2 separate regions of the Mus musculus genome follow, and region 1 is linked to region 2. The links are chromatin loops, found by intact Hi-C in ENCODE. Cell type or tissue: gastrocnemius. All regions are shown on one strand.

Region 1 (5,000 bases), 72 kb before region 2:
GACAGAGTTAGAGGATAACGGAAGGACCCAGCCTGGCCCAAGATGCTCCCATGAGACAGGGAGTGAAGGGCAAGAATCCCGAATGTGAGTGTGCCATGCACGCCTTGGTGTCCCTGGGACCTCTTGTTCACATGGGTGTTTGCAGCAGGGCCGTGGGGCCTCCTCTCTTGGGAATGCCTGTGGTGATCTTCCTCAAAGTGGGCAGCAGCTCTCCCTCCTGGTGAACAGGCTCTTCTCCCTCCTAGGGTCCCCGTGGGGTAAGCCCAGTATTCTCTCATGGCTAGACCTTACAGTGCCTCGCTTCTTCCTTGATCCTATCCTGAGTACTCACCCCACTCCCCCCAGAGATTCTCCTGGGTGTTCTCCTTCCAATGGTCATGGTGGAAGGACACTCAGCTCAGCCTCTACCTCTTATTTGGTTTGGTTTGGTTTGGTTTTTGAGACAGGGTTTCTCTGTGTAGCTCTGGCTGTCTTGGAACTCGCTTTATAAACCAGGCTCAAAGATCCATCCTCGTCTGCCTCCCAGTGCTGGGATTAAAGGCGTGCTCCACCATCACCCAGCTACCCTCTTCTTCTTAAGGATCTTCCAAGATTGTTATTTATCAGTGTTCAGGGGTAACCAGAGTTGCAGACTCTCATAGGAGCAATCTGTCGATCTGTTGCTGCCCCAAGAACAGATACAAGGGCACCAGGCTGCTGGCCTTAGGCAGATCTCAGCACTGACTAAATGCACATTTCTGGGCCCTTCTCAGACCTGAGGATCATCGCAGGATATACAGCAGGACCACACCATCTGTGTGAGCTGAATCAAAACAGGGGTGTAAACTTAGGCGGGTCCAGAAGAGGGCTGCGAGACGGAGCAAGGAGTGGAGGGGAACAGGTGGATAAGGGGGTGCTTTTCACCTTCCAAACAGCAAAGAGGAGGAAGGGGCCTTCGCAAAGAACCAGGACTCAAGAACTCATCTGGAGACATTTGGGGAGCCGGTGAGATGATGGGTGTCTTGCAAAAAGGCAAGGGCAGGAATCTGCAGAGGGCCAGTACAGTGGCATCTGGCTCTGTACCTGGCTCAGCGACCCAACCAGACAGACCAGCAGTCAACCTTCTCCGGGCCACAGTCCCCCGAGGCAGCACACCATTTAATGTGACTCTCATTAATGGCCCTACCTCTCAGCTGCCTTTTTTTTTTCCTCCTCCATAGGTCAAATTCTTCATTTTTATCTCTTCAGTCCTGGCCAAATTTTCTTCTGAGTCAGTGCTCTGGGGTGAAGCTCTCACCTCTTGTCTGGTCAGCCTCGGTGGCCATGGGCCAGAAGATGACACATGTGGCTGGCCAGAGTCACAGAGATACACAGGAAAGGGCCTCTCTGCTAGTCTCATGTCACCTTCCTTTAGCAGTAGGATGCTAATAGGCTGTCTTCACCTGCTCTGCTGGAGCGGAGCCATGGGTTGGGTTAGGGACCGTCTGGGGGAGCAGGCACTGGATGCATACTCCTGTACTTCCTATTATCTACCTGGGCCCTAGCCTCAAAACAGAGAGAATAGAGCATGAGACAGGAGAGAAGGAGAGGGGTCAGAGAGCAGGGGAAGGGGGGAGAGGGGGGATGAGCAAGCTTGGAGGAGCCAAGAAGGGAAACCTACTGGTGGTTTGCAAGTCAGGAAGGTTATATGGCAAAGCTAACCTAGTGGCCTGGGCCCTAGTGACTTTTGAGTGGTTGAAAAAACAAAAACAAACCAAAAACAAAATCAAACAAACAAAAAAGAAAAACCAAAAACAAAAAAAAAACCCAAAAAAACCAACAAACAGTCATGTTTTCTTAGCCAAATCAGTAATGTCCTGCATATTCTGTCAGTTTCAGGCATTTGCAGGGCTGATGAGGAGTGAAATGCAAAGTCCTTCGCAAGCCTTATGAAAACTGGTAAGCAGAACCCCTCCTTTCCCACTCTGACAATCCAGTCCGTTCCCTGGGGATAAGGGAGTTCTCCGCTCTCTCCGTAAAGCACATCCCGCAGGCCTTGTGTTCGCGGTGGCTCCCGGGACAGTAGGTAGTCCCTGCAGCAATGCCCGCCCCGGCGCTTGCTCTCCCTCCCAGCTGCGAGTCAGCTGTGTTCATCCCAAGTGCCATCCATACTATGATGACATCCTTGAATATTCCGTAAACGGGTAGGGGTGGGTGTCAAGGGGGCTTCTGTAGAAACCACAGCAGCCGGTAAAACCTCAAAAGCTGGGTGTAGCTTGGTCTGGTGTGGGTAGAGTTTGTTTGGGCACAGGGAGCTACTTTCTCACCACACTGGTGCTGGGGAAAGTAAGCTGGGTGTCACTGTAAGCACGGTGTGGTTAGGCAAGGATGTTCCCGGCAGCTGCGGGACGTTGAGCCTGAGCCTGTCCTCCTGGGACTTACTTCTGTCTGTGACTGACAAGGAGGCGTTTAAAGTGCTCCAACTCCGTTCCTTTGCTCCCTTCTGTAAATCGGCGTCTCATTAAAGCAGCAAGCCAACAGCCCCATCTCTGATAGCAGTGTGCAGTGATTAATGGGTATCAGAAATGCATCTGTAATAATTTATTACATTTAGAGTTGGTCTCCGTTTCTGGTGGGTTTGCTTGTTTGTTTGCATAGGGGAGATCCTTCTACTTGAGATGTGTGACCCATGATCTACAGCAGGCACGAAGTCACAGAGACAGAGGGGGTGGTGGTGGGTACGACAGGGTGAGCTGCTTGGGGATAATATATGTGAGTTTCCATGAAAGGCCAACCTGAAAACCCATTTCTCTGAGACAGGAGAGACAAAGGATTCGTGAAAGTCGCCAGGCTCCGTAGGAGAGTCTGGGAGCAAGCTAAAGGGAAGAGATGGCTCTGGCATGGAAACTGAGAGAGGAAGGTCTGGGAACCAGTAAGAGAAGTGCTTAGGCAAGGAAGGACCAGGAGGAGAGAATGGTATAGGATGGGGACAGAGGATGCAGGTCTAGGGCCCAGGGACTAACAAGAGTACGGAATGAAGGCTGGAACAGAGACCAGGAGGAAGAGACTAGTGAAGGGCCAGAGAATCAGGAAGGGAGAACTTGTTGGTCTGAGAGCCAGAAACCAGGGAGAGGAGTACATGGGGTTGAAGAACAGCCCATTGTGGAGTGTGTGGTAAGCACATAGCTGCGTCAGGCAGGGAGGGCTGGACCGTGGGAGAGAGGGCAGAGGCTTCAGGAGGACGACTTTGCCCCACACAGAAGAAAGAGCTAGAAACTTTAAGTTTGGGGTCTTTGTTGGACAGGCCTCCCATTCAGAAAGGACAGGCGAGACGTCCATCTAAAGAGGAATATAGAAAGCAGGAGCCGAAAAGTCGGGAACACAGAAAGAGGGACCCTGGAATCTCACCAGAATCAGGTCCCAGTCAACTCAGGAGTGTCCGAGGGCCAGCGGAGACCTCAGGGCTTGAGGTCCCTACGACTGTCAGTGTTTGATCCCTCCACCACAGACTCCTAAGCGAGGTCACCTTAGGTAATGCACTCCAAAGAAAGCCCTGGGAAGCTTCGAGCTCTGTGCAAACATCTTTTGGTATTGGTCCATCTATCCATCCATCTGCTCTGCAAATCTTTTCACAGAGCACCTGCTTTGAAGGAAGTAGAACTGGCAGCTGGGGGGCAGGGGGATGGGGACAGAGCAGTAGCCCAGACAAGCCCACAGTGGGGGGATCTCAGGGAAGGCAACACACATAGTAGAGTTGGGGAAGGGGTTCCTGGGAGGGCCAGTCTGCCCTTTCTTCTTGGGGCAAGGTCCAGTACTACCATGGAGCTAGCCTCATGCACACTTTCCAAAGGGGTCTGAAAAATGTCACATGTGTTAGGCACTGTGGGCCTGAAGGGTGAGAAATAGAACCAGGAAGGTGGAACTAGAGGTTTTCTGTAGGGTAATGGGAAGGAAGAGGTGGTTTGTACAGGCCCCTTCCCATGAGGGTATTTCCTTGGAGGAAATACCTGCTCTGTCTTTGTTCAGTGCCACTGGCATTAAAGCAAACAGAGGTTTTTATCTCCTTGGGAAGATGTGGCTTTTCAGTCCCAGAATACATGTCATATCAAAAGCCTAAATGAACTAGGGGACCTTTCCCGCAGTCAGTCCACACTGGGTGAGGGGAAAGGCACAGAGGAAGCCAGGGTAGGGTTTGTGTGCACGTGGCCCTATACCACTCACTCACCATGGGGTACTGAGCCTTGAGAGCTGCCCTTAACCCTAAGGCTCCATGAGGACTGAATAGCCACTGTTCATAAAGGACGTTTCAGCTGGAAACATGCACCCCGTCACCCAGTTGAAAGTAGGTTCTGCTCTGACTTCGCTTGCTCCAGCCTTCCCAAGGTGGCGTCCATCCGGCACCTAACGCTATAATGTGGTGGGGCCGTGATGCAGAAGTGCCTCCTCTACCCAGGAAAACCGCTGCTCTGGGAGCCTGGCGACACCTGTGGTGTCCCATATGGCATCCATTCCTGCCACAGTCCTCCCCCAAAACACTCAACACATCCACCACAGTTTCCTGCCTGTGGTGCTAGCCTCCTCAAGAGCCCTAACCCTTCAGAGGGCCGCTCCCAGACTTTGAACCCTGCCCCAGCGTATGGGTATAATCTCCCAGTCGCCAACAGTCCCCTGTTGCCGTGAGGTCAGCTCTGAATGTGTCTTCAGCTGTTCTTCACTAGTCTCTGTTCTACGTCCTTCCTTGTGTCCCTTCTGCCACAGTGCGTCAAGAATGGTCTGGTTATCTTCTAACCATATCATGAGCTACTTGGTACAGAAATGGAGCCCAGTCAACCCCTTGTCCCCCTGCTTGGAGCAGAGCAAAACACGGGCCCAAGTCTGAGAGGGCATAGAGGACTTGTTGATCCACTGGCCACATGGATCAGAGTTGAGACTAAGCCTGAAGCGCAGATGCAGATCTAAGATGCTGAGCAAAAGAGCAGAGGATATATCACTAACCACGCCAGTGCAGCTCAGCAGAGAAGTGGGAATGAGGAGTCCTCTGG
Region 2 (5,000 bases):
CCTGGAGCTCCCAACCTATGTCACCTGCACAAATACTACTTCTCTGTCCTCCAGGAGCCTCTTGGATAGCCCTGCAGCCAGCGCTTAGGAATGAAGAAGCCACCCAGGACTCTAGACCCTAGCTGTCTTTGACAGTCGCACCCTTAGAGGGTATCTGAAGTATCAGGTGCAGACTGCCTCAGGCCCCCCCCCCCCCAGTTTACAGCTCAGAAAAGAGCATTCTTGTTTAAGGGTCCCAGAATAAGAAAGATGACATCGTATTCCAGGTGACAAGGAAGAGAGGCTTTTCCTGTCTTCTCCAGAGAAGGGGTGACAGGTGGGCCCAGCAGGATTGGCAGGTCCCGGTATAGGTGCCTCCGTGCCCACTGCCAACATAGCCAGGGGCAGCTGGGGGCTGAGCAGGGCCCAAAGTCAGCAGAGATGGCAACGTAAAGTCCCCAGGGAGGAGACAGAAATAGAAGACAGTAGAGGGTGGAAAACCAACCATCAATTGCATCCCAAATCGGTCTCACGGGATAGGCATGGTTCTGTCTTCTTGGCGTTGGTGTGAGAATCACTGTGGTTTCATCCCAGTGTAAAGAAGGGAGAACAGGAGACGAGCAGTGTGGGGAGCCTCCAGCACGGCCCAGTCCACTGTGGCCTCCTCTAGCCATTGCCCCTCCTAACCTTTCTCCCTGAGAGGCTGCTGCTAGCAGTGTGAGGTGCCTGCCATGCCTCGTAAACAGTACTCGCCATGCCTACCACCACCCTGATTATAATCAGCCAAAGCACAGAGGAAGTCCTTGTCCTGCCTGCTCGTATGCACAGTAGGGCAGCAGAGAACAGGGCTCTGCCTGGACCATCGTGCTGAGTGGCCTTCCCCTTGGAAATTTCAGGCAGACCGTATGATGGAAGAGCTGGCCACAGAGATGCCGTACAGGTCCCTGCCCACGTAGCTCTACAAAAGCCATTTCTGTTAACTGGTTGTTCCTGATCCCCATCCTTTAGTGAAAAGTCTACCTAGGGTCAAAACGGTATACCCCCCGACAGCTGGGGTATCATTCTCACCGATGTGCAGACAGAGAAGCAGATTCTCTGTAGTTACAGCCCTCACCAAGCCCACTGGGCCACAAGTAGCAGAGGATCTCTTGCCAAGAGTCTAATGCTTCGGGCCTTTCTCTGTTACCCCACCCTGACCCCCAGGTTTGGAGGGTTTGGAGGGGTCAGGTGAAAAGGCAGATCCAAGGGGTGACCCCAGGGTGACTCCTCCCTAGTCCCCACAGTGGGCCACCCCAGTAGTACCTAATGATCTTGGGAGATACTTAGGGGAGCCTTCCCCCAGCACACCTGTTGCTGATTGGCTGTTGGGTTTCCCTGTGTGTCCAGTGATCATCACAGCCTTTGACCTCACTGACGTGCAGACTCTGGAACATACCAGGCAAGTAACCCCAGATCCTACTCCCTCCCTCCGTGCGTCAGAGAGTCACAAAGCTACCCAGAAGGGCTCCCAAACCTTAGTCTCAGGGCTGGACCCAGAATGCCGGGCACTTTAGCCCTAGCCAGTTCCCCACTCAGCCCTAAAGACGTGTCCTCATCTGCTGCCCGGGGCCTTAAGCTGACAGGCCACAGTTGGCAATGATATCCCATTGCCACCATATTGGAAATCTTAATTTTGCACAAGGGCCCCTCCGTTCCCTTTTATATTGGTCCCTAATAATGTTCTAGCTAGTCCTCCCTGACAGAATTTTTTTTACTCGCTGTATTGGGCAGAGATGTGGGCAATATGACCAATTTCAGAGGGCTATCATCTGCCAGCCATAATCCACCTAATGGACCAAAGTCCCTCCCCACTCTTTTTGCCTGGGCCATTCACATCAGAGTTCTCCAGGCCCTATGAAAGAGACAGGAAAGGTTTTTCTAGCAGATAACAACAGGGGTCCCCCAGGTCTCACAGTAGGAGTCTTCACCTCTCCCAAACCAGTGCCTTTGTAATTCCAGCTCCTTCTGGTCCCACGGAGGCCCTCTGACTCCAGCCCCAGCGTCCCAGCCAAGTCAGTGTAGGTCAGGGTACCATCCCTGTTCCTCCTGGCTACGTGCAAGTCTCTTGTTTCCCCTCTGTGCACTCCAGGCAGTGGCTGGAGGACGTGCTGAGGGAGAATGAGGCAGGCTCCTGCTTCATCTTCCTCGTGGGAACCAAGAAGGATCTCCTGGTAAGCAGAGTGGAGCTGGAGGCCCAACCCTGACTGGCTTTCCAGAAAATCATTGTGTTTGCAGCCAACTCGAGGGACACCGAATGATACTGACATGCTTTCTGTTGAACTTCACTCACTTCTCTGGGCAGCATCCCTGCCCTGGGATACCCCACCACATCCACTTGCTTGGGGTGACTCGAGAAGCAGGGGTGGGGAGAGGAGGCCACCCTAGGGCATCCCCTGTAAAGAGGGCCAAGATACCCGGTCAGCCAGGGCCGTTTCTTCCAGTCGGGGGCAGCGTGCGAGCAAGCGGAAGCTGAGGCTGTGCATCTGGCCAATGAGATGCAGGCAGAGTACTGGTCTGTGTCAGCTAAGACGGGTGAGTAGTGTACCCCACGTGGACCTATTTCTGAAAGACTGCCGGGCGCAGAAATACAAAGAGCAAAGCTGGAAATCCAACCTCTGGGAGTGAAAGGCAGGCAGTGCCTGGCTCAGGAGAGATTCCGAGGCTGTGGGAACTCGGAAATGGGGCCAGCAGTCCTCCCATCAGGTACATGGAGACAGTGTGTATCTGGCCAAGGACTAGGCATGAATTGAAACCGGAGATGGCACCCCCAGGCCACCACAAATAGCTGGCAGGCAGTGCCTGTGCCTGGGGCCCTCTGCTGCTTCCCCTATCCATCTACACTATAGCACCCACCCTCCTTGATGACAGGAACAGGTAGGTTCACTGAGGTCCCATGGTGAGGAAAGTAGGGTTCCACAGCACAGTTCCACAGGTCATTAGTTACACACGGGCGATGGTCACGCGATGGTCATGTCGGCTCCCGAGACCTGGAGGAGGGTGCACACAGATTCCGTGAAAGGGCCAACAGTGCGTGGGTGGCACACAGAGAGAAGGCACACATCCAAGCCCTGCTTGTCCCCAGTCATGCAAGGGTTGAGGAGCAACTGATCAAGAGGGTGGGTGCTAGGAAAGGAAGGCTCAGAGCTTTGAGGGAGTAGTCTGGGGTTGGGTGGGGACCATTATCCACTGGGAAGCCAGATTGCCACCCTGAGCTCTGTTGCTGCTCGACCATGAATGGACTGGTAACTGTGACTGCCAGGGGTTCTCTGATAAGCAGCATGGCAACTGGCCTTAGGGTGGGCTGACCCGGCACTTGTCCATCACGCATGTGCGGGCAGCCTGAGTCATAACCGTGCTGTGGGCCCCCAGGAGAGAATGTGAAGGCATTCTTCAGCCGCGTCGCCGCCCTAGCCTTTGAACAGTCTGTACTTCAGGACCTAGAGAAGAGGCCCAGCACCCAGTCCCAGGTCGGAGATGGAGATGGAGACCTAATACGTGCGTACCGGGAGGGCTGGGTGGGGCTGAGGAGCAGGATAGGAACCAGAAGGCCACACCCACCATCCTTAACTTGCCACTTTTGCTGTCCTCTTGGGACCTTTGGGCTGACAGCCGTATCTCAGGGCAACAGCTTCTATGACCCCCACCTACCAGCTCAGGCACCTGCCCCGGCCCCCCTTCTCTCCACACAGGCTCCTGTCGGGTCAGGCTTAGGCTCCTGTTTTTCAGGTGTGTCTTGCCTCCAGCTTACCTGAATGCCACACTCCCAAGTATCCCCTGGGTCTTTCCCACGCCAGGCCATCTCGACCTCAGAGGACAGGCCCAGGGGACTAAATTGAGGGTTCCAGATATTAGGGTGGAATAGTCCTTACCTAATGTCAGCTGTAGGACTCCTGGTTGATGGCATCTGTCCCTGCCTTGGCAGGAATAGAGGTACCCAAAACCCAGGAGAACAAGAGGCCGCCCGGCCTAGGCTGCTGTTAACCGTGGCCAGAATCAGAGCCATCTACAGGATGACTGGAGCCCAGGCTCTACAGCGGATATGCCTTCAAGCTGGAGAAGCCTCGTGTCTTCAGAGCCCAGCCATTTTGCTTTAGCCGGTCAGCAGCCACTGGCTGCTGAAGCCCCATACTGCCCGGTTGGTTGATGGGTGCCAGCATGAGCCTTCCCTATAGGGTCTTCAGATGGTTGTTGTGTTCTTAAGAGGCCTCAAGACTGCAAACTCGGGACACCTCAGGGCTAGCCCACACCCCTTACCCAATCATACCAACAGCTGTGGAGCCCTTTCCTGGCGGAGCCTCTGGGGTCTCTGAACCCTCATCTCCATGTTCCAAGCACCGAGACTTGTCAGAGGAAGCGAGTAAAACTAAAATGCTCTCCCACCTGGAGTTCTCTGTCATCACGAAGGCATGGAGTTCTAGGCCTTTCAGCTTCAAACCTGGCTCTCCCAGGACTCTGGAGCTCCATCCACTGCTAAGCACAATGGACAAAGTCCGTTTGGCCCCTCTGGCAGAGTCCCGCCCCCATCTCTGAGATTCCCGTGGTTCTGCTATTAGTGGGTCAGAAGGTGGACCTCTGGCTCATCACTGTGACCATCCGAGGGATGGAGATTGCATGGTGACCTTTGGAGCCTCACGAGAGGAATCACTGTGACCATGCTGAGAGATGACAATGCCTGGTGTCCCTTTGGCAACTCATTCCGCATCCCTGAGCCTGATACTGTCCTGTGTTTTACCTATGGCCATCCCTGCTGGCCTACCGTGTGTCTGTCCAGCTGGCCTGTGTGTCTCTCGGGACCTTGGCATTGGGCCACCTATCTCTGGAGGACTTGGGACACGCAGAATCTAGCATGCCTAGCTCCTTTCTGCACATCCGCAGGAGCACTGCGCCCTATGTGGCCCAGGGTCTTCCCAATCCCCTCTCCTACTCTGTATTCCTGTAGCTCTGGGTCCAGACCCACATACCCATCTTTCTCCTGCCATAAG

What was found. Hi-C counts contacts between places; a loop is a spot of excess contacts. Peaks named below come from ENCODE experiments on the same cell type or tissue, not always from the same donor. Only the 100,000 strongest peaks of a DNase experiment are listed, where the experiment ranks them.
Region 1: it touches region 2 in a loop (6-fold over the local background); 1 of 42 quality-filtered maps calls a loop at or near these places.

What each region holds. Positions count from the first base shown.
Region 1 is chr10:74,976,940-74,981,939 of GRCm38, forward strand. All of the region lies in intron 4 of Rsph14 (radial spoke head homolog 14 (Chlamydomonas)), which reads right to left. Gnaz (guanine nucleotide binding protein, alpha z subunit) reads left to right here. Exons shown (of 4, transcript NM_010311.4): 2 at 1,852-1,917. Among named protein-coding and RNA genes, the nearest start is that of Gnaz, 12 kb to the left of the region's middle. In gastrocnemius, no CTCF peak of the experiment used is centred here; no DNase peak of the experiment used is centred here.
Region 2 is chr10:75,048,531-75,053,530 of GRCm38, forward strand. Rab36 (RAB36, member RAS oncogene family) reads left to right here. Exons shown (of 10, transcript NM_001359272.1): 6 at 1,366-1,417; 7 at 2,108-2,189; 8 at 2,460-2,550; 9 at 3,388-3,513; 10 at 3,941-5,000. The coding sequence ends at 3,999. It overlaps Gm51773 (a long non-coding RNA gene), which reads right to left and starts at 4,487. Exons shown (of 2, transcript XR_003948910.1): 1 at 4,399-4,487; 2 at 1,712-3,005. In gastrocnemius, no CTCF peak of the experiment used is centred here; DNase peaks (open chromatin) are centred at 364, 2,803, 3,008 and 4,829.